Regions from separate parts of the Homo sapiens genome. Here region 1 is linked to region 2. Evidence: chromatin loops called from intact Hi-C (ENCODE). Cell type or tissue: transverse colon. All regions are shown on one strand. Each heading gives the region's core, and the rest is flanking DNA. Links, peaks and the distances in the headings are about the cores only.

Region 1 (11,158 bases), core at 2,374-7,373, 280 kb before region 2:
TGGGACTTTTCGGTGTTCAGCTTCAATAAGAGAGGATACAATTTAGGGGGGGGCAGGTGCAAATGTACGTTCTGTCTTCACCATTTACTTTCCCCCCGCCTCAGTTTCCTCATCTGTAAAAGACAGGCAGGTAAGAATGCTCGCCACTCTGCGTTTTTGTGGGCATGAAATGCTGGGACTTCATGACTGCATCCCGTGGAGTGTGTAATGTTTTCAGCAACAGTAGCAGGGGATCAGAGAGGTCACCTGCTGGTCTACCACCTTCTTTGTCCTGTTTTTATAGCAAATTGATCTCTGAACAGTCCTGGAATCTATTTTCTCCCCAGGAGTAGAGGATGGACTGAATTTCTGAATGTGTTGTTCCTGCTCCCTCTCCTCTTCCCCAAAGCTGTTACCTGAACCAGGAACTCCTGCAGGGGTCACAGCCTCTGGAGTTGCCAGAGCAACACCCTGGGGACATGGTACATCTGCCTCACAGAGCATGAGGAGTGGTGGGAAGGGTGTGCCTCCCCAAGCCCAGCTCATAGGATGTGGCCTGTGGTGAGGACGGGACTTCCATTCCCATGGCACAATGCCTGTCCCCTCCAAAGGCATCCTGCTCTGTCACAGCCTGCCATCCACAAGCAGTAGGTAATAATGCAGAGACCAGAAAATAGGGAGCCTGCCCTTGCTTCTGCTGCCCTCAGTGTGGAGATGCTGAATAACAAAGACCCCGTGCAGGGACTGTGCTGGTGGATGGGTAGCTGTCAAGTTGACTGAGTCACAAGGTGCCCAGATGTTTGCTGAAACATTATTTCTGGGCATCTCTGTGAGGGCAGTTCTGGATTAACATCTGAAATGGCCAACTGAGTAAAGCAGATGGCCCTCCCCACCGTATGGGGCTCATCCTGTCCATTTAGGGCCTGAATCGAATAAACAGCACCTGTAGTCCCAGCTACTTGGGAGGCTGAGGCAGGAGAATTGCTTGAACCCGGGAGGCGGAGGTTGCAGTGAGCCAAGATTGCACCACTGCAATCCAGCCTGGGTGACAAAGCGAGACTCTGTCTCAAAAAAAAAAAAAAAAAGAATAAACGGCCGAGTGGACAGAACCTTCCCTCTCTGCCTGACTGTCCTCACTGGGGCATCAGTCTTCTCCTGCCTTCAGACTCAAACCTGACCTGGAATGGTACCATTGGCTCTTCTGGGTCTGTACTTCTTATTTCTGCAATAACATGAACATATTCCTTATAATAAACCTCTTTATGTTGATATCCGTATATATACACACACACACACACACACACACACACACACACACACACATATACACATACATGTCCTATTGGCTCTGTTTTTCTGGGGAACCCTAACTAATATTAATACTTTTCTCCTTAGTAATGGAAGATCTAGGTGACCGCGTGAAAGCCATTTGTCCTCTCTAGTTTCCTCTTTTGTACAACAGGAGTAATAATATTGATCTCACATGTGAAAGTATTAAAGGATTAAGGGGCCACTTAGCACTTTGTGTTGGGTTCATGGTAAGAGTTCAATAGACTGTGGCTTTGGGGAGGAGGTGTACAAGGCACATTAAAATGTGTATTGCATTCCCAAAGACATTTTGATTCTTACTCCGGGAAATCTTCTGGATCCCTCTTATAAACACTGACCGAACTGCATCGCTGAATCTCTAACACACAGATCTTTTCTGCCTTCAAATATTGTTTTTCTTTTTATTAGACCAGTGTTTTTCAAAGTTGTGTCCCCACACAAATGCACTAGAATTACCTGTCAATTTACATGCAGAAGAAATATGCACATTCTTGAATCCCACCCAGACCCACTGAATCAGAATACCTTGGCAAAGAGCCAAGGAATTTGCATTTTTAACAAGCTCCCCGGGTGATGCTAATGCAATTAAAATTTGAGAGCCTCTGCCTTATGCCCTGCTGAGTCCCCTTACTCCACACAGACATAATTAAGCCTCTTAATTACACTTTTTGCCATGAATTAATAGAGTCTTAATTATCTGAGAACACTGATTGACAATAAGAGGCATGAGATAGTTTGGTTTTTATTAAAAATGAAGGCAAGATTTGAACATCGCTGATGGTAGCCATCTCCTGGTGTAACTGGAGGTTTCTTTTTGACAATACTGTGGCCATTCTGAACAACCCTCTCTATTCTATGGTGGCATTAGTGTTAGTGTAATGGGGTTCACGGTGATGATTCTGCATACCCCAAGTGACTTCATAAGCAGATCCTTGTTAAATTCGCAGATTTTCCCAAATGAAAAGGGTCAACTTATCCCTGAAATGATATCCATTTAGGTACCTACAGAGGTAACCCTAGAATCCTGTTGTCTTCTCACCTTCCTACCCATAGGCTAGTATGACCACTAAATCTATAGGAACCATCCCGCCACCAGAGTAAGGCTAATGCTACCATCATTCATTTATAGCTCACAGTTGTGGGCAATTGTTATCATCTTCATTTTACTGGTGTGGAAATGGAGATGCAGAGGGGGTGAGTTGACCTTTTGACAGTGTCAACACTGACATCCAGATTTTTAATTCCGACTGCAGGGCCAACTGGGCCTCTACTGTTCCTCCTTCATCTTCATTATTGTCAAGTGTCTGCTCATATTCATTCCAGCCTTTGAGGCCTGGCTGAGCAAGGGGCATGAAGGCAGAAAACTGGGCTCCTTGGGTCCTGCTCTGAAAAGTCCTGATGCAGGAGCTGGTCTTCTCCAGAAGAGAAATAACTAGTTGTTTATGCAGACTTGCCACCACCAGCCAGTCCCTACTTAACTATCCCATCATTATTGTCAGAGGTATTTGAACCAGAGTGACTCCATCTTGAATAGGGGCTGGGTAAAATAAGACTGAGATCTGCTGGGCTGCATTCCCAGGAGGTTAGGCATTCTAAGTAACAGGATGAGATAGGAAGTTGGCAAAAGATGCAGGTCATGAAGACCTTGCTGATAAAACACGTTGCAGCAAAGAAGCCGGCCAAAACCCACCAAGACCAAGATGGTGAGGAAAGTGACTTCTGGTCGTCCTCACTGTTTATTATATGCTAATTATAATGCATTCACATGCTGAAAGACACTCCCACTCATGCCATGATAGTTCACAGATGCCATGGAAATGTCAGGAAGTTACCCTATATGGTCTAAAAAGGGGAGGAACCCTCAGTTCCGAGAATTACCTACCCCTTTCTTGGAAAACTCATGAATAATGCACCCCTGTTTAGCATATAATCAAGAAACAACTATGAGTATACTCAGTCCAGCAGCCCATGCCACTGCTCTGCCTATGGAATAGCCATTCTTTCATTCCTTTACTTTCCTAATAAACTTGCTTTCACTTTACTCTATGGACTAGCCCTAAATTGTTTCTTGCACGCAGTTCAAGAACCTTCTCTTGGGGTCTGAACTGGGACCCCTTTCCGGTAACATTATCATCCTGTTGTGAGCCGGGGGCTTTGGCCCTCAATAAGGCAGCAGAGTTTCCTAGAGGGCAGACCGTCATAAGCTATTGTGCTCCATGACTTGCTTTGCACGTTTCAGCTCATCATCTTCATTAAATAAGTAAATCACCACACAAGCCTGTTTAAGAATGGGAAAGGGGCACATTTACTTAGATGAGAGTTGGGAAGAGAGAGGAGAGCACTGGGCTTTTTGTGACATGATTGTAGCTGCCCATAGGCTGGAGCCAGGGTGAAGTGGAACAGAAAGGGATCAGAAGGGAGGCACAAGGAAAGATGAAATCTCGAGCTCTAAATCGAATCCTTCTTCTGACAGCTGCCTCCATTCTTGGTGCTTCTCCTGATTCTCCTTCTCCAGGCCGCATAACCTAGTGGTCATTATGATGGCATTGAATTTGGGAACCTCTTACACTTGGATTGTTCAGGTTTCAAACTTTTAATTTTTCCCTTCAAATCCTTGGTTACCTTGTTGTGGCTTTTTGTTAATTAATATTGTCTGAGACTTGCATTTAATTTCAAGATGGAAAAACAGGAACTAGATTTACCTTCCTTTATAAAGCTACCAAACACAAGGCAAAAGGTATGAAACATTGGTTTGCAAGACACTGGGCATTAAGCAATGAAGGATAGTGGTCCGTGAAAGATGGGAAACAAACCAAGTGAGCCCTACAATTTCCTAATCTTCCTGCCTTGAGAGTTTCCAGACCTCAACTGATCTCTCAAGGATGTTCAGAGAGAGGCCAGGACACCCTGAGATGAGACAAAGAAGAGAGTAAGGGAAGGCCAAGAAGGAAAGCTGCAGAGAGAGAGCCTTCCTGAGATCTGCAGAGGGTTCCCCTTGAGCATTCAGCTGAATCCTATGCAAGACGAAGGTCTCTGAGGCTAGGGAAAGAGCCACCCAAAAGAATTTGAGTAGCAATACCCAGCACTCACCCAGGTCAAGGAATAACATTGACCAGCCAGACTGGAAAACCTCTATGTCCATGTGGAACTAGGTAAAACAAGCAGAGAAGTCTTGACTAAATAGGAAAAAAATTATTAGTGCTAGGATGAGCACTCTCAGTTCCACCTAACCAGTTTTTTGTTTGTTTGTTTGTTTGTGAAGGAGTCCTGCTCTGTCACCCAGGCTGGAGTGCAGTGGCGCTACCTCGGCTCACTGCAACCTTTGCCTCCCAGATTCAAGCAATTGTCCTGCCTCAGCCTCCCAAGTAGCTGGGACTGCAGGTGCATACCACCATGCCTGGCTAATTTTTGTATTTTTAGTAGAGATGGGGTTTCACTACGTTGGCCAGGCTGGTCTCCATCTCCTGACCTCAGGTGATCCACCTGCCTCGGCCTCCCAAAGTGCTGGGATTACAGGCATGAGCCACCGCTCCCGGCCCCTAACCAGTTTTAAGTAGCTTCTGTATCTCATAATGATATAAATCCATCAGTGAAAAGTAACACAGAACTGACACAGATGCTTGGATTAGCAGGCAAGAATATTAAGACAGGATGATAACTTTATATGTTTTAAAAAATTAAGTAGAAACATGGAAAGTATTAAAAAATGCCCAAATTAAAATTCTAGAGTTGAAAATTGGAATATGTGGGATGAAAAAAATACATTAGATAGAATTAATGGCAGATGATTAGACATTGCAGAAGAACATTTTAATGAACTTGAAGAATAGAAACTATTCAAAATTAGATACACAAAGAAATACAGAAAGAAAAGGTAATAAATAAATAATAAATAAAATGAACATAGCCATCAGTGAATTGTGGTATAGTTTCAAGAAGCATAATATACATATACATATGTATATGTCTATATTATATGTTATTATATTATATTATATTAGTATTATATTGTATACATAACATATTATATATATATTGTGCCAGAGAAAAAAGACATTTGTATAGCAGAACAAATATATGGATAACAAGCAGATGTCTCATCAGAAACTATGAACAAGAAGACAATGTAGGGAAGTATGGAAAGGAAAAAAATCTGGTAACCTAGGCTTTTATATTCAGTGAAAATGTCTTCAAAAACTAAAACACAAGGAAGTATTTTTTCAAGCATACCAAAGCCGAAAGAATGCATCCCTGGCAGACCTGTGCTATGAGAAATGTTAAAGGAAGTCCTTCAGTCAAAAGGAAGTCAATATTGGAGGGAAATACAGATCCACACAAATGAGTGAAGAGCTCTGGAAATGGCATATAAATAAATAAGATTTTTTTCCTATTATTTAAATTTCTTGAAAAGATAACTGATTGTTCAAACAAAAATAATAACAATGTAATATAGGGTTTATAACATATGTAAAACTAAAATATATGACAAGAACAGAAAAAAAGAATGGGAGAAGAAAAATGGAAGTGTGCTAATATAACATTATATTATAAGTAAAGGGGGTAGTATCCATCAAAAGTAGATTGTGGTAAGTTAAACATATATGTATATTATAAACCCTAAAGGAACCACTAAAATAACAAAACAAAGTGTTATAGCTAATAAGTAAAAAAAAAGTAATGCAGATATCCATAAAAATATTAATTAATATTACCTATTAATCCAAAAGGAAGCAGAAGAAAAAGCAGAGATTGCAGGTCACACAGAAAAGCAAGACCAACTCTATGTTGCTGTGGTACAATAGGAAATATATATAGTCATTCCTCAGTATTCCCGGGGGATTGGTTCCGGGACTCCTTATGGATACCAAATATCTCTAGATTACTTATAATACCTAATAAAATGTCAATGCTGTGTAAATAGTTCTTATACTGTATTGTTTAGGGAATCATGACAAGAAAATCAGTCTGTACATGTTCAGCACAGACACAACCATCCTTTCTTTTCCCCCTGAATATTTTTGATCCACGGTTGATTGAACCCATGGATTTGAAACCCATAGATGCGGAGGGCTGACTCTATTTGGTCTTTGTCCTCAGTCCCTGGCAGAGAGCTCCTAAAACCCTTGGAATTTCCTGAGTGAAGGGGTTGATAGGCACTTTTGTTATTCGTAATGAGCCCCTTTCCACCATGCCTGGCATTATGCTAATGAGGACTGTTGGAGAGCCCCTAGGTAGCTTCAGGATGGGCGCTGGTCACCAGAAAGGCCAAACCTTGATTAGATGGCTGGAAATTCTAGCGCCACGTCCAATCTCCATGGAGGAGGGAGGAATCAGTGGTGGTGGTGGGGTGGGGGGTTAAGTTCAATTGCCAATGGCCAGTGATTTGATCAATCACGCCAATATAATGAAACCTCCATAGAAACCCTAAAAGGCAGGGTCCCAGGAGCTTCCAACAAATTTGTGTGCTGGGAGGGTGGCTCACAACTTCACCAGGACAGAGGCTCCTGTGCTCTGACCTTGCTCTGTGAGCCTCCTCACCTAGTTGTTCATATGTATCATTTATAATAAACTGTAATAGCAAGTACAGAATTTTCCTGAGTTCTTTGACTCTAGTAAATCATAAAACCTGGCAAGGAGTGCAGGGGAGGAGATTGTGAGGACTCCCAAACTTTTAGCCAAGTCAGACAGAAGTGCTGGTAACCTGGAAATCAAGTGCTTGTGGTTGGCATCTGAAGTGGGGGAAGTCTCCCTTAAACCTGTGGAGCTTGATGCCAACTCTAGGTGGCCAGTGTCAGAATAGGACTGAATTGTACGACACCCAGTTTGTGTTGGGGATCAGCAAGCTAGAGAATTGGTGTTGGAAAATATACCACCTATTTGGTGTCAGAAAAAACTTGAGAGTTGCCTATAAGAAATTCATGTCAAATATAAATACACAGGTGGGTCAAAAGCAAAAAGATGGAAAAAGTTATATAATGTTAATACTAAAAACAGAAGAAAACAAAACAAACCTGCAATGGCTATATTGATATTGGACAAAGTGGATTTCAGAACAAAGAATATTTATAGGGACAAAGAAAGTCATTTCATAACAATAAAAGGGTAAGTTTGTCCAGAGGACATAGAAATCTTAAACATTTATGGACCTAATGACAGAGCTTCAAAATACCTGAAGCAAAAACTGGTATAAGTAATAACTCCATGGAGAGATAGACAAGTCTACAACCATAAAATAAATTTTAATATCTCTTTCTCAAAAATTGATAGAAAAAAAGGTAAAAAAAAAAAAAGAGAGAGAGTAAAGAATATAGAATATTTAACAGCAGTATCAACTAAATTGACCTAATTGACACTTATAGAACAATCCACATAACAATAGAATACACCTTCCCCTCAAGTGCCTGTGGAACATTTACCAAGATAGACAACATTCTGAGTTAGAAAACAAACCTTAATATGTTTGAAAGGATTCAAGTCATACAACTTATATTTTCTGACCATAATGGAATTAACTCAGAAATGATTAAAGATAAATCTCCAAATGTTTTTAAATGATGCAACGCACTTCTTATTTATTTATTTATTTTACTTTAAGTTCTAGGGTACATGTGCACAACATACAGGTTTGATGCATAGGTATACACGTGCCATGTTGGTTTGCTGCACCCATCAACTCGTCATTTACATTAGGTATTTCTCCTAGTGCTATCCCTCCCCCAGCCCCCCAGCCCCTAACAGGCCTCAGTTTGTGATGTTCTCTGCCCTGTCTCCAAGTGATCTCATTGTTCAATTCCCACCTATGAGTGAGAACATGCAGTGTTTAGTTTTCTGTCCTTGTGATAGTTTGCTGAGAATGATGATTTCCAGCTTCATCCATGTCCCTTCAAAGGACATGAACTCATCCTTTTTTATGGCTGCATAGTATTCCATTGTGTATATGGCAACACACTTCTAAATAAAATGTGGGGCAAGACAAAATCAAAAGTGAAACTAGGAAGTACTTTGAACTGAATGAAAATGAAAACAACATAAAACTTGCGAGATGCTTCAAAAGGGAAATTTATAACACTAAACTATATTAAAAAGAAGAAAGGTTTCAAATCATTGACCTCAGCTTCCACCTTAGAGAACTAAGCCCAAAGTAAAAAGAAGCAAGGAAATAATAAACATGAGTGAAAAAAAAAGAAAGAAAAAAACAATAGACGAAATCAATGAATCCAAAGCTGGTTTTTGGGAAGGCCAATAAAATTGATAAACTTTTAGCCAGGTCGATCAAGACAGAGAGAGGCAACACAGATTACAAATATCAGAAATGAGCATGGTGGCATCACTATAGATTCTACAGATACGAAAAGAATAGTAAGAGAATTTCATGGACAACTTTATGCCAATACATTTGACAATGTAGATGAAATTGACCAACACCTTGAATCACACACAAAGTGTCAAAGTTTACACAAGAGAAAAATACCTAATCTACATAGCCCTTTATATATTAAAGAAATTAAATTTAAAAATAAAAACTTTCCCTCAAAGAAAACTACAGGACTCGATGGCTTCACTGGTGAAATCTATCAATCTTTCAGGGAAGAAATAATAACAATTCTACATCAACTCTTCAAGAAATTTAAAGAAGGTATACTTTCCAACTGATCCCATGAAGTCAGTGTTACCCTGAGATGAAAATCAGACAAAGACATTATAAGAAAAGATAACTACAAACTCATATCACTCATGAACATGGACATAAAATTCTAAAACCAGTTTTCAGAAATTGAATCTAGCAATACATTAAAAATTATCATACACCATAACGAAGTGGGTTTTACCTCCAGAATGCAAGATTGTTTTAATATTTGCCAAGTAATCAATATAATCCATCATCTTAACAAGTTAAAAAAGAAAAACCATATAGTCATCTTAGTAGATATAGACATCCATTCCTGATAACATCTCTCAGCAATGTCATCATAGAAGAAAATTTCCTCAACTTGATAAAAGGCATCTATAAAAAGCCTACAGATAACATTATACTTATTATTAAAGATTGTACGCTTTTCCCCTAAGATAAGGAACAAGAATGTCCACTGCTATGATTCAACACTGAATTCAGTGAATAGCCTATACGGTAAGGCAAAATAAATAAATAAAAGGCAACTAGATTGGAAAGAGAGAAATAAAAAATGTGTTTATTCATGGATGACAGGATTATCTATGTAGAAAGTCAGATGGAATTAACAAAAAAGCTACCAGAGCTGGTAACTGAACTTAGAAATGTTTCAGGACACAATAGCAATATACAACAATCAATTGTCTTTCTATAACTAGCAATGAAGAATCAGAAATGGAAATATTATTTACAATAGTACCTAAAATATGTCATACTTATGAACAAGTCTGACAGGAGAAGTAAAGACACGTACTTTGAAATCTACAAAAAATTGTTGAGAAAATTAAAGAATACTTAAATAAATGGAAAAATTACCATGCTTATAGTTTGGGACACTTGATATTGTTAAGATTGATGAATAATTTCAAAACAATGCCAATCATAATCTTAGCAGACAGATTTTGTAAAAATTGACCAAGCTTACTCTAAAATTTATATGGCAGATCAAAGAAAAAGAGGCAACTTCAAGCCATACCTTGAACCATAGACAGCATTTAATACAAAATGGATCATAAATCGAAATGTAAAATCTAAAAGTATAAAAGTTGTAGAGAAAAAAATAGGAGAAAACTTTTGTGACTTGGGTTAAGTAAAGATAGCTTAGCTATGCCACCAGAAACATGACCTAAAAAACAGAAAATTGATAAATTGAACTTTATCAAAATTAAAAATGTATGCATTTCAGAAGAGAATGAAAACACAAGACATAGACTATGCCAGTCACCTGTATGGTAAAAGACTTATATCCAGAATATAGAAATAATTCTCAAGTTCACTAATAAGAAAATCCAGTTAAAAGTGGGCAAAACATTTGAACATACACTTCTTCAAAGAAGATATGCAAGTGGTAAATGAGCACTTGAAAAAATACTCCACATTATTAGTTATGAAAATGCAAATTAAAACAAAAATGAGATAAACACCTATTATAGTGGTTACAATTTTAAAAGTGTAACTGTAATGATTAATTTTATATGTCAACTCATCTGGGCCATAGTGCCCTGTTATGTGGTCAAATATTCTGCATGCTTCTCTGAGGGTGTTTTCGGATGAGATTAACATTACACTGGCAGACACTGAGTCAAGAAGATTGTCTTCTATAAAGTGGGTTGGCTTCATTCAACCAGCTGAGGGCCTGACCTCTTCCCATCCAGACAGAATCCCACAGCAGGCTGTCTTTACACATGCACTGAACATTGGCTCCTCCTGGGTCTCCAGCCTGTTGGCCCACCCTGCAAATTTTGGACTTGGCAGCTTCCATAATCACATGAGCCAATTCTTAAAATAAATCTTTCTACATTTATATACATGTCCTGTTGGTTCTATTTCTCTGGAGAACCCTGATTAATAGCTAGCTATACCATGTGTTTGCAAGGATGTGGAACAAGTGAAACTCTCACACACTACTGATGAAAATGTAACTGGTGCAAGAATTTTGGAAAACAGTTTGTAAGTTTCTTAAAAAGATAACCTACATCTATCGTATGATCTTTCTACTCCTAGGTACTTATTCAAGAGTAAAGCAAGCATACATTCATTCAAAGATTGTACACAGTGTTTATAGCCATGTTATTTGTAATCTCCCAAAAAATGTAATCTCTCAAAACAACCTAAATGTCCATCAACAGGTGAATGCATAAACAAACTGTAGTACTATATCCACACAATGAATTATACAGC
Region 2 (11,158 bases), core at 2,238-7,237:
GGGAGGTGGAGGTTGCAGTGAGCCGAGATCACACAACCGCACTCCAGGCTGGGGAACAGAGTGAGACTCCAGCTCAAAAAAAAAAAAAAAAAAGAGTAACCCAATCTCACGGTTACTAATAGGAATACTAGTAACTGCAAAAAGCACTTTTAAGTGGCAAGGCATGACCCATCAAAAGTCAGCCCAAGGGCAGTTTTCAGCCCTGCCTCACCTGGGTCTAGTTCAGCTGGTGGATGAGCTGATTGATGTGTTCACCCCGACAGCCAGGTGGGGCCCATCTCCTTGAGGAAACCCACTCTATTTGTGGTAGCAAGATGGGCCACTGAGAAGTGGAAAGGGCGCAAAAACCATGAGATCTCCTGGAAATGCTTCTCCAGGAAGGCAATTTCATGAATGAGGTCTTCCAAGCAAATGACACCAAAATTCCCCTGGTGCTCCTCATCACTGTGTTGTCTGTCTGAGGGATGGTCTTATTCTTGACCTTGGCTCATCCACATTTCAAAATGAGTTCCCAGGCAGACTTCAGATGTGGAAATACCCAGATCACATAAGTTTCCACTATGGGCAGCATTTTTAGGTTCTGGGGGGTGACTTTTACAAAGATACCACTAAAAATTTTCTTTAGGCGAAGTCTTGCCATGGTTCTCTGCACCAGTAAACTCATGTCATTAATCCTTTCAATGCGTACAATAAAGGCCAAGGAATGTTATCTGGCAATTCCAAGGCATGAGGTTTCACTTCTAGTCATCTGAGATGCATCTTGTCACGTTTCTGCCACCAGGAATCATATAGGAATGATTCCAGTCGTTTAACTTGAGCCCTTTTCCTTTCCTCTGCTCCTTCTTCTCCAAAAGTGTCTGCTTTGCCTGGGTGGCTTTGAGGACTTGATAAGCCTTCCTCTTTTTCAGGAGATTTTCTGGAACCAAAGGGATTTTTCTTTGCTCTTGCTCCATTATCTTTCTAGAGTTGTAGCTACTGATCATGCGTAACTCTACCACATGGGGAAGATGGCACTCACTCTATCAAGACCATATACTATTTTTAAAGACCTAAAATAAATTATGAAGTGGCTTTTGTCTATCTCATTTATAGAACAGGATAATATGTAAAGTTTGCATTGAAAATAAAAAGGGAGAAAGATCACATGATTTGTATTCATTCTTTCATTCACTCAAAAGACATTTACTATTTATCTTCCATGGGTCAGTATCTGGGATAGATTCTAAACATCCACAAATGAGGATAACAGGATCCCTCCCTGATGCAAGTCCATCACTGGTAGGAAACACAGATAAACAAACACTCAAGACACCAAGGCTTGTGCCATGAGAAAGGCTCATATACAATGCTCGTGGAGCAGATGCTCTTTCTAGGAAAGAGGGTAGTGGCCTGAGGGGACAATTCCAAGGCACTGGTTGAGCTATGTGTTGCAGAATGGGATAAGGACATGTCTAGCATAAGGAAGGGTCGCTACAGGAGAAGATGGGAAAGGTTGTGGGATGTGTGAAGAACTGGGATCGCAGGTAAGCTGCAGCTGGGGACTGACAGTGTGCAGCAGGGCAGCCATGGAAAGGATGCAGGGACCAGGCGGCAGAGCCTGGATCTTATCCCAGAGGTGGCAGAAACCCTCAGAGGACTCCAGGCAGGTCAATAACAGGGCACTTGCATTTAGCCATGACTTCTCTGGAGGGATAGGGAGGGTAGGCTCAGATCACATCCTGCCTTTCCCCAAAACCTTCTGAGGGCATCTCATGAACTTTATAAACCTCCATACCCCTTCTCCATTGCCCATCTCTCCTGCTTCACCTCCAGCCATTCTCCCCAGAGCCCCACTACTCCTGCCACACTGCCTGCCTTCCTGCTGCTCACACACGCCAAGCTCAGCCCCACCGCAGGAGATGTGCACATGCTGCCGTACACAGTAGATGGCTTACTCCTCTCTTCACTGAGAGGCGTACATGTACAGCAAAACCTCCTCAAAGAAGCTCTCCTGACAGCCCATCCAAAACGGCAGCCTTTGGCTGGGCGTGGTGGCACACGCCTATAAAAAAACTGCAGCCCTTGCAACTCTCTTCCAACTCAGTATCACTTCCAGAAATTATACTTTATTTATTTACTCTCTATCTCCCCCACTAGAACATAATGTGTCAGAGTTGCAGGGAGACCTCACCTGTCATATTCATGGCTGTGTTCCCAGGGCATAAAATGCTGGTGAGTAGCAGGCTCACAGTAAATATCTGTGCAATGAATGAATGAAGGTGAGACTAGAGTCAAAAGCTACTGCGAAACACAAAACACCAATGGTGATTTCGTCTGAGCTAAGAACACAGCAGTGTGATGACATGTTTGGTGGAGAGCTGACGCACCAGGGAATGGAGGAATCTGAGGTGATGCCTGACAGGGAGGATGGCTGGCCTGTGCACCAAGCCCAGTTGTACAGGCCCTGGAGGTGTTGAAAGAAGGCAGCCCGAGGGGCCAGGCGCGGTGGCTCACGCCTGTAGTCCCAGCACTTTGAGAGGCCGAAGTAGGCGGATCACCTGAGGTCAGGAGTTTGAAACCAGCCTTGACCAACATCGTGAAACCCCCTCTCTACAAAAATTAGCTGGGAATTGTGGCATCTGCCTTACTAGGGAGGCTGAAGCAGGAGAATCACTTGAACCCAGGAGGCGGAGGTTGCAGTGAGCCAAGATCACGCCATTGCACTCCAACCTGGGCAACAAGAGTGAAACTCCATCTCAAAACAAAAAAGAAGGCAGCCTGAGGAACGCTAAGCTCCAGATTCTGTGAGGCACCCTCTGGGCAGGCAAGTCCAAAGCTGCCAGGAGAGGGGTTGGGATGGAGCTGGAGAGGGGTGGGCCCGTGCTGATGGTGCAGGAAGAATGTGGCCAGTGGCAGCGCTCCTGCCAGGCTCACCGCACTCACCGCACAGCAGCCCTGGCTGGCTCAGGGCACAGAGCCAAAGTGGAGTCTGACAGTGGCCCAGCCCCAGGAGGCCACATCCTCGAGAACACAAGGCAGAAGAAGAAGTGCAGGTGCAAGACAGGGGCACACCTGGGAACCCCAATGTCTCAGGCAGGGACAGAGGAGGGGCAGACTCTTCAAAGGAGCCCCAGGAGGTGACAGGAAAGTGAGGAGGGAGACCCTGGCCAGGAAGGTCAGAAAAGGAAGTTTCCGGACGAAACCGTGTCAGAGTCAGAAGCTGAAGAGAGGAAGTCAGTAGGACCATACAAACAGTTCCACAGCGAGGTGGCCATGGGAAAGGACTCCTGCGACTCAGGACTGGGTCTGAGACCCTCAGGGAAAATGGCCCGGTTAGGACAGCCTAGTAAGAGCGCACAGGAAGGATGCACTGGGAAGTCACGACAGGCAGCGCCAAGTCGCCATGCCTGTGAACCAACAGGGTGCTGGCGGCAACATTCGCCATGCAGTCACCATCACATGGACGTCTGGGGCAAACAATCAAAGTGATTTACATGACAGATGTGTGTGAAGACATGCCAGTATTAAAGCATGAACCAGGGGCCGGTTGGTCCCAGGGCAGTCTCAGTGGCTGTGGAGTGAGTGCTGGGATACAAGGATGAAGAGGGCAATAATGAAGAAGCTGTCCTTCCCTCACTGCCCACGCCCTACCAGCAACCCCTGGTAGGAGGCAGGGCAGGGCCCAGAGGCATTGAGACCCAACTTGCCAGGAGCCTGGGAACTGGAACCGGCAGCAGCCCTGGGCTGCATCTGGAAAAAGAAGTCAGTGTCCAGCAGGTAAGCTGGGCAAGGTGAGGCACGGACGAGCCTCGTCTCCACACCAGGGCAGGTGGAACTGACATCAGTGGGGCCCTGACGCAGTGTTAAGAGACATGGAGGTGTCGCCAGCCACATTCTCATTAATACAAAGTGGTGGTGTGTGGAGTTGGGGAGTTCCCCCCAGCTCACCGGAAGCCACCCGCAAGCCGAGGGTGGCCCTGGGAGCAGGTCCTACCTGTGAACAGCACCTGTCATCTACACTGCACTGGGGAAAGGTGCAAGAGACACCCTCCAGCCCTAGGCTCCTATGAGCAAGAGCACACAGGCCAGGAGGCCTGGGGAGGGCCCACGAGGTCTCACACTCATGCACTCCCACGTGTGAGAAGGAGGGAGCAAATGGATTGTTTTAAGCAGGAAGATAAATGGTCAGTGGGATATGTTTCACAAACTGCTTTTGGCAGCAATATGGGGGGTGGATAAGGAAAGTAGGAGGCTGGAGGAAGGAAATCAGAAGAGCATTTCAGAAGCCCTGCAAAGTGCTGGCAAGGGCCTGAGCTATGAACCAAGACAATAAAACAGAAAAAAAAGTTCTTTTTTTTTTTCACACAGTGGGTGGAGGTCCCCACTTTGGTGGGGAATTATGGAGCCCACACCTGAGTGCTTTTAGTTGAAGCTTTAGTACCTGGGAGGATGAAGAGTTCCCAGGCGTGGCTGTCCAGCTCACTGGTGTCAGCACCAGCAGGTCTGATTGTTAAGTTCAAGGGCTGCCCAGCAAGGCCTGGGAGACAGAACCAGCCAGACTGGTTTTATTGGATTGTGCTGCTGATAATGACACAATTTTTATGTCACTGAACACTTTCTTGGCAACTACTAAATATTTTGATATGATTCCTATACAAAAACAGTTGACATAAGGACTATGATCCCCATTTCAAATGAGGACAGGAGATAACTAAAGTTGATGGAATGCTAACCATGAGTTTGGCACTGTGGTAGGTTCTTAGTGTCCCAACTAGTTTTCATGACAGCTCACAAGGGAGGTGCTGTTATTCCACTTTTATAGAAGATGAAACTGAAACCTAGATTATGTAGCTGTCAAAAGACAACAAAACTAGTGAGGAAGAGAGCCAGGACGCCGGCCCAGGTCTATCTGAGCTTGGTCCCCATGAGATGCCTTCTGAGTTCCAATCGCAGCCCCCAAGCCTCAGAACTGCTGGATCAAAACTGCAGGCAAGGAAGGATGGGTGCAAAAGCCCATGTGTTGGGGATCTGTTCCTCACAATGGCAGGGCAGAAGGGGCTCAAACGTTCTTCCTTTAGGGGCCTGGCTGAATAAGCCAGGATGCAGCCACACAGGGCACAGAGAGTGAGGACACCTCTACGTAACAGTTGGATGTTTTACATAATTGCAAAACAAAATATAATTAAAAAGCAACCCCCGGCCAGGCATGGTGGCTCACGCCTGTAATCCTACCAATTTGGGAGGTCAACACGGGTGGATCACCTGAGGTGAGGAGTTCGAGACCAGCCTGGTCAACATGGCAAAACCCCGTCTCTACTAAAAATACAAAAATTAGCCGGTCTTGGTGGTGCACACCTGTAATCCCAGCTACTCGGGAGGCTGAGGAAGGAGAATCGCTTGAACCCGGGAGGTGGAGGTTGTAGTGAGCCAAGATCACACCACTGCACTCCAGCCTGGGTGACAGAGCAAAACTCCATCTCCCAAAAAAAAAAAAAAAAAAAAAAAGCAACCTCTAACACTTGAAGAAAAATGAACAAAATGCTTTTAAATGCACATTGATAACATCAAAACACACCAGCTGAGGTAGAGGGCAAGTGGGGTATACAATGAAATAAAATATACCATGTTGGAGTGTACACCAAAGGTTCATTACATTGTTCTCTCTCATACACATGTGCATATGAAATCAGATTTCATATCCATAGGAAATATCCCATAACTGTATGCCATTTTAAACTGTGGGATGGAAGAGGACTTAGATGTCAAGTGCAGCTTCCTTCTCATCCCAGAATGCCCAGAGGCCTCTGGCCCTCAGTAGGTCACTCATGCTCACGTTTCCAATGTGAAGGCCTCCTGAAGGGGCATGCAACAGCAGCCCGATGCCCGACAACCAGCGGCAGCACTTCTGATGCCCCACTCAAGAAAGTCTACACAGCAGAACCTCAGGGCATTTCTGACACCTTTCTGTGTGTGTTCCCAGTCCTTTAACAACCGCGTGCTCATCTGTTTCAGCCTCACTGCTGCTTTACAAGGGTAGTGCCACATCTGCATCCACACCTGCTTTTAAAGACCTGGGAAAGCAGGTGGGGGTTGGGAGTTAAATAGCTGTGGAGAGGGGAGAACCAGAAGAACTGGGTTCCAGAGAAACCCAGAGCAGGGGCTGTTCCCCATCCACTGACCCCAGCACGCCCAGCCACACCCACCAGGCAAACCGCCACCAGGCTTAGGGCAGAAGGCTCCCCAGGCTGGATGGGGACAGGCTGCACCTCTGCTCTAGCAAGGTCACAGGTCGAGGTGAGGCAGGGTGTTTGCAGCCCTAGGAATAGAACTTATCTCAGTTCAAAGACCCAAAGCACATGTGCACAGAGGACAGTGAAAAGGAGAGCATGCCCCTCAGCCAGGGCCACCCACAGAACCCCAACCAGGAGAAAGCCCTGGATGATGTGATACCTGAGGTGCCCAGAGGGGAAGAAGGGGCAGGTAGGTGGGCTGGCTTCTCCGGACACCTGTCCCTGCCAGGGCAGCCTGTGCCTGTTCCTCTGCAACCCTCCCTCCCTGCCCCGGCTCTCAGGCTTCTATGACAGGCTCAAAGTCCATGTGGATCAACTGTCCACGTGGACTGGCAGATGTTTTGCCACATAAAATGTACATCCACTCACATTCTCAAGAAACAGTCATATGCGATTTCCATTACACCTCTGAATTTATAATGAAAGTTACAGCCAGATGTGATCCAGTGGATCGATGTGATCCAGTGAATTGGCGTTTCCCTACCATTTTTTTTTCAATTCACAATTCCTTTCACAGTAATATACAACCTTAAAAGCCCCCTGGGATTAACATAATATTTAATAATATTCATTACACAGAAAGGCAAATTCTGATGTTTTAAGTAATTAGTGACACATGCTGCTAAAACATTTTAATTTTGTAAGAAACAATCACATGTGGGCAAATTAATTACAAAACAATAAATTATCTCATCTTCTGTATGGACACTAAATACATGGTAAAATATAGATTGAAAACTAATTGTATTATAGGCAAAAGCTGCTGTCATTAACTTAATTTCTGACTTTTTAGTTTTGCTTTAAAGAGCAACTGATTGCCAGGTGCAGTGGCTCAAGCCTATAATCCCAGCATTCTGGGAGGCCGAGGCAGGTGGATCACCTGAGGTCGGGAGTTTGAGACCATCCTGACCAACATGGAGAAACCCCATCTCTACTAAAAATACAAAATTAGCTGGGCATGGTGGCGCATTCCTGTAATCCCAGCTATTCAAGAGGCTGAGGCAGGAGAATCCCTTGAACCCGGGAGGCAGAGGTTGCGGTGAGCCAAGATCGCACCATTGCACTCCAGCCTGGGCAACAAGAGCGAGACTCCATCTCAAAACAAAACAAAAAAAAGATCAACTGATTCTTATTTTAAATGACAAAGTGAGAAACGGCTTTTCTGGCTGCTGCTTGCAAGTACTTCTACACAAATAACATGGCATATGCAAGGGCTGTCCCTGTTTCCCACAAATGGACGGAAGGAAAGGACTCTACGACACAAGCACCCACACACAGTTTTTTTCCACATGTTTTTTGAGTGCTATGGACACCTAGACCAAGAAACCTAACATTTTTATTGAGATAACCCAATTCAGGGTTGGGAGGAGTTGCCCTTGGGAGGAGTCCCAAGGCAAATTTGCAAAATGAGTCCCATTTTTATATTCCCTATTAACTTACATTTCGACATCAATGCCCTCTGCTTCTTAATAACATACGATTACAAATAAAAAGCATATAACATTGTATCATGGTCAGGATTTCCACAGGGCTTTGCGATAAACCCAAAAGGTATCAAAGATACCCTCTCAATTTTTAGAAATCTCCGCTCACCACCACTCTCCCACCGCATAAATACAGAGGCCACACAAAGGCCCATGTTGGAAGAAAACCTTGAACAAAAATAAGTATCTCATTTACTTTGATTTTTCAGTAAATAAAAATCTGAAACCCTTGTTATTTCTACATTTTTAACAATGCCAAACCTGGTACCCTTTCCCAAACCCCTGCTGTAAAAAACTTTATGAAAGATTTTCCTCTGTTCAGGCAGGCACTCTGGCCTGAGGAGTGTCAGGCCTTCTGAGGCACACAGATGAGCCAGAACAAAACCAGCGCAGGACCTGACTCACAGCCACCTGCACTGGTGAGCAGGGGCTCAAGAGAACCTCCACAGCACAGCCCCATCCGCAAAGACTTGAGGCCTCTACTTCCATTTTCATACATTCATTTATTTGTATTTTTATATATATATATATTACTAGTATATTGAGAGTATATTATACATGTTACTAGTATATTGAGAACATTACAGAAATTACACACAAAAAAAGAACTTTTGTTGTTGTTGTTTTTGAGACAGGGTTGCTCTCTGTCACCCAGGCTGGAGTACAGTAGCGCAATCTCAGCTCACTGCAGCCTCTGCCTCCCAGTTTCAAGCAATTCTCGTGCCTCAGCCTCCAAGAAGCTGGGATTACAGGCACCTGCCACCATGCCCAGCTAAGTTTTGTATTTTTAGTAGAGGCGGGGTTTCACCATGTTGCCCAGGCTGGTCTCAAATTCCTGACCACAAGTGATCCGCCTGCCTCAGCCTCCCAAAGTGCTGGGATTACAGGTGTGAGCCACCACACCCGGCCAAAAAAAGAACTTTGGAAAGAAACAACAAATATTCTCTTCCCAAATTTATTCACTTCCTCCTTATCCCAAATGGATCACGAAGCACACCCGGGGGCCTGTACCTCCACTTTTGAGACCACGGCTCTATTACTTTATCAAGTGGAAGATCCCTGCCCTGGTATCTGGTATTGGTGGTAGAGATGAGGACTGGACAGCCTTCCTCCCTCCTGCCCTGCAGGCGCTGTGTCCGCTGCGGGTGTCCTCAGTTCCACGTGCCGTCTGGGGCACTGTTCTCGCCCACTCTCAATAAAGAAATCTCTTCCTCAGCACTCCAGGAAGGCAAATATGTAACAAGGAATTTTATTATGAATGAGTGTTACAATAGATCCAGGACTAGAAGAGAGCATGATCACTATTCCCAGTAATTTGTCTAAAAGGAAAATGCAATCAATGCACCCTGCACCATGGTAACCCTCCACTGTGGGAAAAATCACCTCTGCCAAAGCTCTGCCCTCTGGACCCTCAAGCTCCTTCACTAACAGCCTCACCATCCACCCACTAGACACTTCCACCCACTGGACACTTAATTCCTCCTCAAAAAGTCTTTCCTACCACCCTTCCTGCAACGCAGATGAACGCTGAGAAGAAGAGTTACTAAGCATTCACTCTGTGCAAGGCAGCGTTAGGTATGTTTAAGGGATGTGATCTTCACAGCCCTGTGAAGCAGGTGGATCACAGAGTAATTCCCTTTTGCAGATGTGGAAATAAGAACACAGGTGTCTTTATCAGGCTCCCCAGCTGGGCACGGTGGCTCATGCCCATAACCCCAGCATTTTGGGAGGCCAAGGTAGGTGGATCACAAGGTCGGGAGTTCGAGACCAGCCTGGCCAATATGGTGAAACCCCGCTTCTACTAAAAATACAAAAATTAGCCAGGCATGGTGGCAGGTTCCTGTAGTCCCAGCTACTCAGGAGGCTGAGGCAGGAGAATCGCTCGAACTCAGGAGGTGGAGGTTGTGGTGAGCCAAGATCGCGCCATTGCACTCCAGCCTGGGTGACAGAGTGAGACCCCGTCTCAATAAAAAAAAAAAAAAAAAAAAAATTCAGGCTTCCCAGAAGACACAGCTGGAGCTGGAGCAGTTGTGCCAGCCCTTCAGCAGGGAGTGCACCCCAGGGAAGCGAGGTTGATGGAGGGAGGCCAGCCAGAAGGCGCCAGCACCCAGCCACCCGCTGCAGCAGGCTCTGTATAGCTGCTGTGTCCCCAAGCACTCCTGGGATGGGGAGTGCTTCTGTGTCCAAATTGCAGCCCCCCACCAAGCCTCAGAACTGCTGGATCAAAACTGCAGGGAAGGAAGGACGGGTACAAAAGCCCATGTGTTGGGGATCTTTTCCTCACAATGGGAGGGCAGAAGTGGCTCATTTTTCCTTTAGGGGCCTGGCTGAATAAGCCAGGATGCATCCACACAGGGGACAGAAAACAGTACAGCAGTGGGGTCCTAAGTCACATCATGCATCAGTGACCCAGGTAAGAAGGAGATGGGAGGCCAGCACTTGTCATGCCGTGCTGCTGGTAAGTGGCACAGGGTCCAGACGCAACTGCCACGCAATGTCCCTCACCTCCAGAGTCGGGCACTAGGCAGGTCTGGGTGGTGCATCGGCAGGACGTGGGGGGCAGAGGTGTGCTCAGGAGCGTGGGCTCCATGTCACAGCCCTGCCCCTGCTCCGGCCACTGCTCTCCTTGCCCGTGGCTGCTTCCAGGTAAACACACAAGATACACTCAGCTTAAACCAGAGGACAGCAAATGCCACAGCCACTTGGTTTCACCATAACGACCCTGTATTTTATGAAGGCCAGAGTGAGGAAAGGGAAACTGCTTTTCTAGAGGTTCTTTATAGACCCTTTCTATTAGTTTTCTCAGCCTCAATTAGAAAATTGATGTTCACAGTTACACCAATGCTCCCCATCCAAGAAACCCTGGTCAAGAGACAAGAGGTGCTCTGTCTCCAGACTGAGGACGTGGCAGGAGAAAGCACCAAAGAAAATCCTGAGCCTGCTGGCGGCCATACTGACACAGGGAATAACACCCCCACCTGTGCACAGCTTCTCCTTCCCTCTAGCTGAACTTCATCAAGTCAGCAAGTTAAGAAAATACAGAGGCTCTGAAAAGTTCCCAACGGACATGTTTTCAGCTGCGGCCTATTTATATGCCCTGAAATGGACTCAGGTTCTAAAGCACCTGTGTTGTTGCATGAGCACTTTTGCCAGGCATAACCTGTGACAGGAGCTGAATCTGGACACCTGTCTGAGCACACAGGGCTTGGCTGGAGCGAAATAAAATGCACCCTTTTAAGAGGGAAATAGAAGATGTTTACCCTAGAAAGATTTCTTTATACGGCCCAAATATAGCAAAACTCAGAGCCAAGACTGGCTCTGAGGTGCTGAATAGTGGTAGTTCCGTTCAAGAAAGATTTCAAAACAAGATCTCCTCCAAAGATGCAAATTCTTGGTTAGAGTCCT

What was found. Peaks named below come from ENCODE experiments on the same cell type or tissue, not always from the same donor. Only the 100,000 strongest peaks of a DNase experiment are listed, where the experiment ranks them.
Region 1: a loop joins it to region 2, with 12 times the contacts of the local background. A loop is called at or near these places in 1 of 110 quality-filtered maps.

The regions. Positions count from the first base shown.
Region 1 is chr7:50,982,184-50,993,341 of GRCh38, forward strand. No RefSeq gene overlaps it. Among named protein-coding and RNA genes, the nearest start is that of GRB10, 200 kb to the left of the region's middle. In transverse colon, for the core only: no CTCF peak of the experiment used is centred there; no DNase peak of the experiment used is centred there.
Region 2 is chr7:51,259,212-51,270,369 of GRCh38, forward strand. The region is part of intron 1 of COBL (cordon-bleu WH2 repeat protein); the gene reads right to left. It also overlaps the pseudogene RPL7L1P2. Among named protein-coding and RNA genes, the nearest start is that of COBL, 52 kb to the right of the region's middle. RefSeq lists an enhancer at 3,551-4,366. In transverse colon, for the core only: no CTCF peak of the experiment used is centred there; DNase peaks (open chromatin) are centred at 4,490, 4,896, 6,199, 6,540 and 1 weaker place; H3K4me3 peaks cover 414 bases; H3K27ac peaks cover 3,630 bases.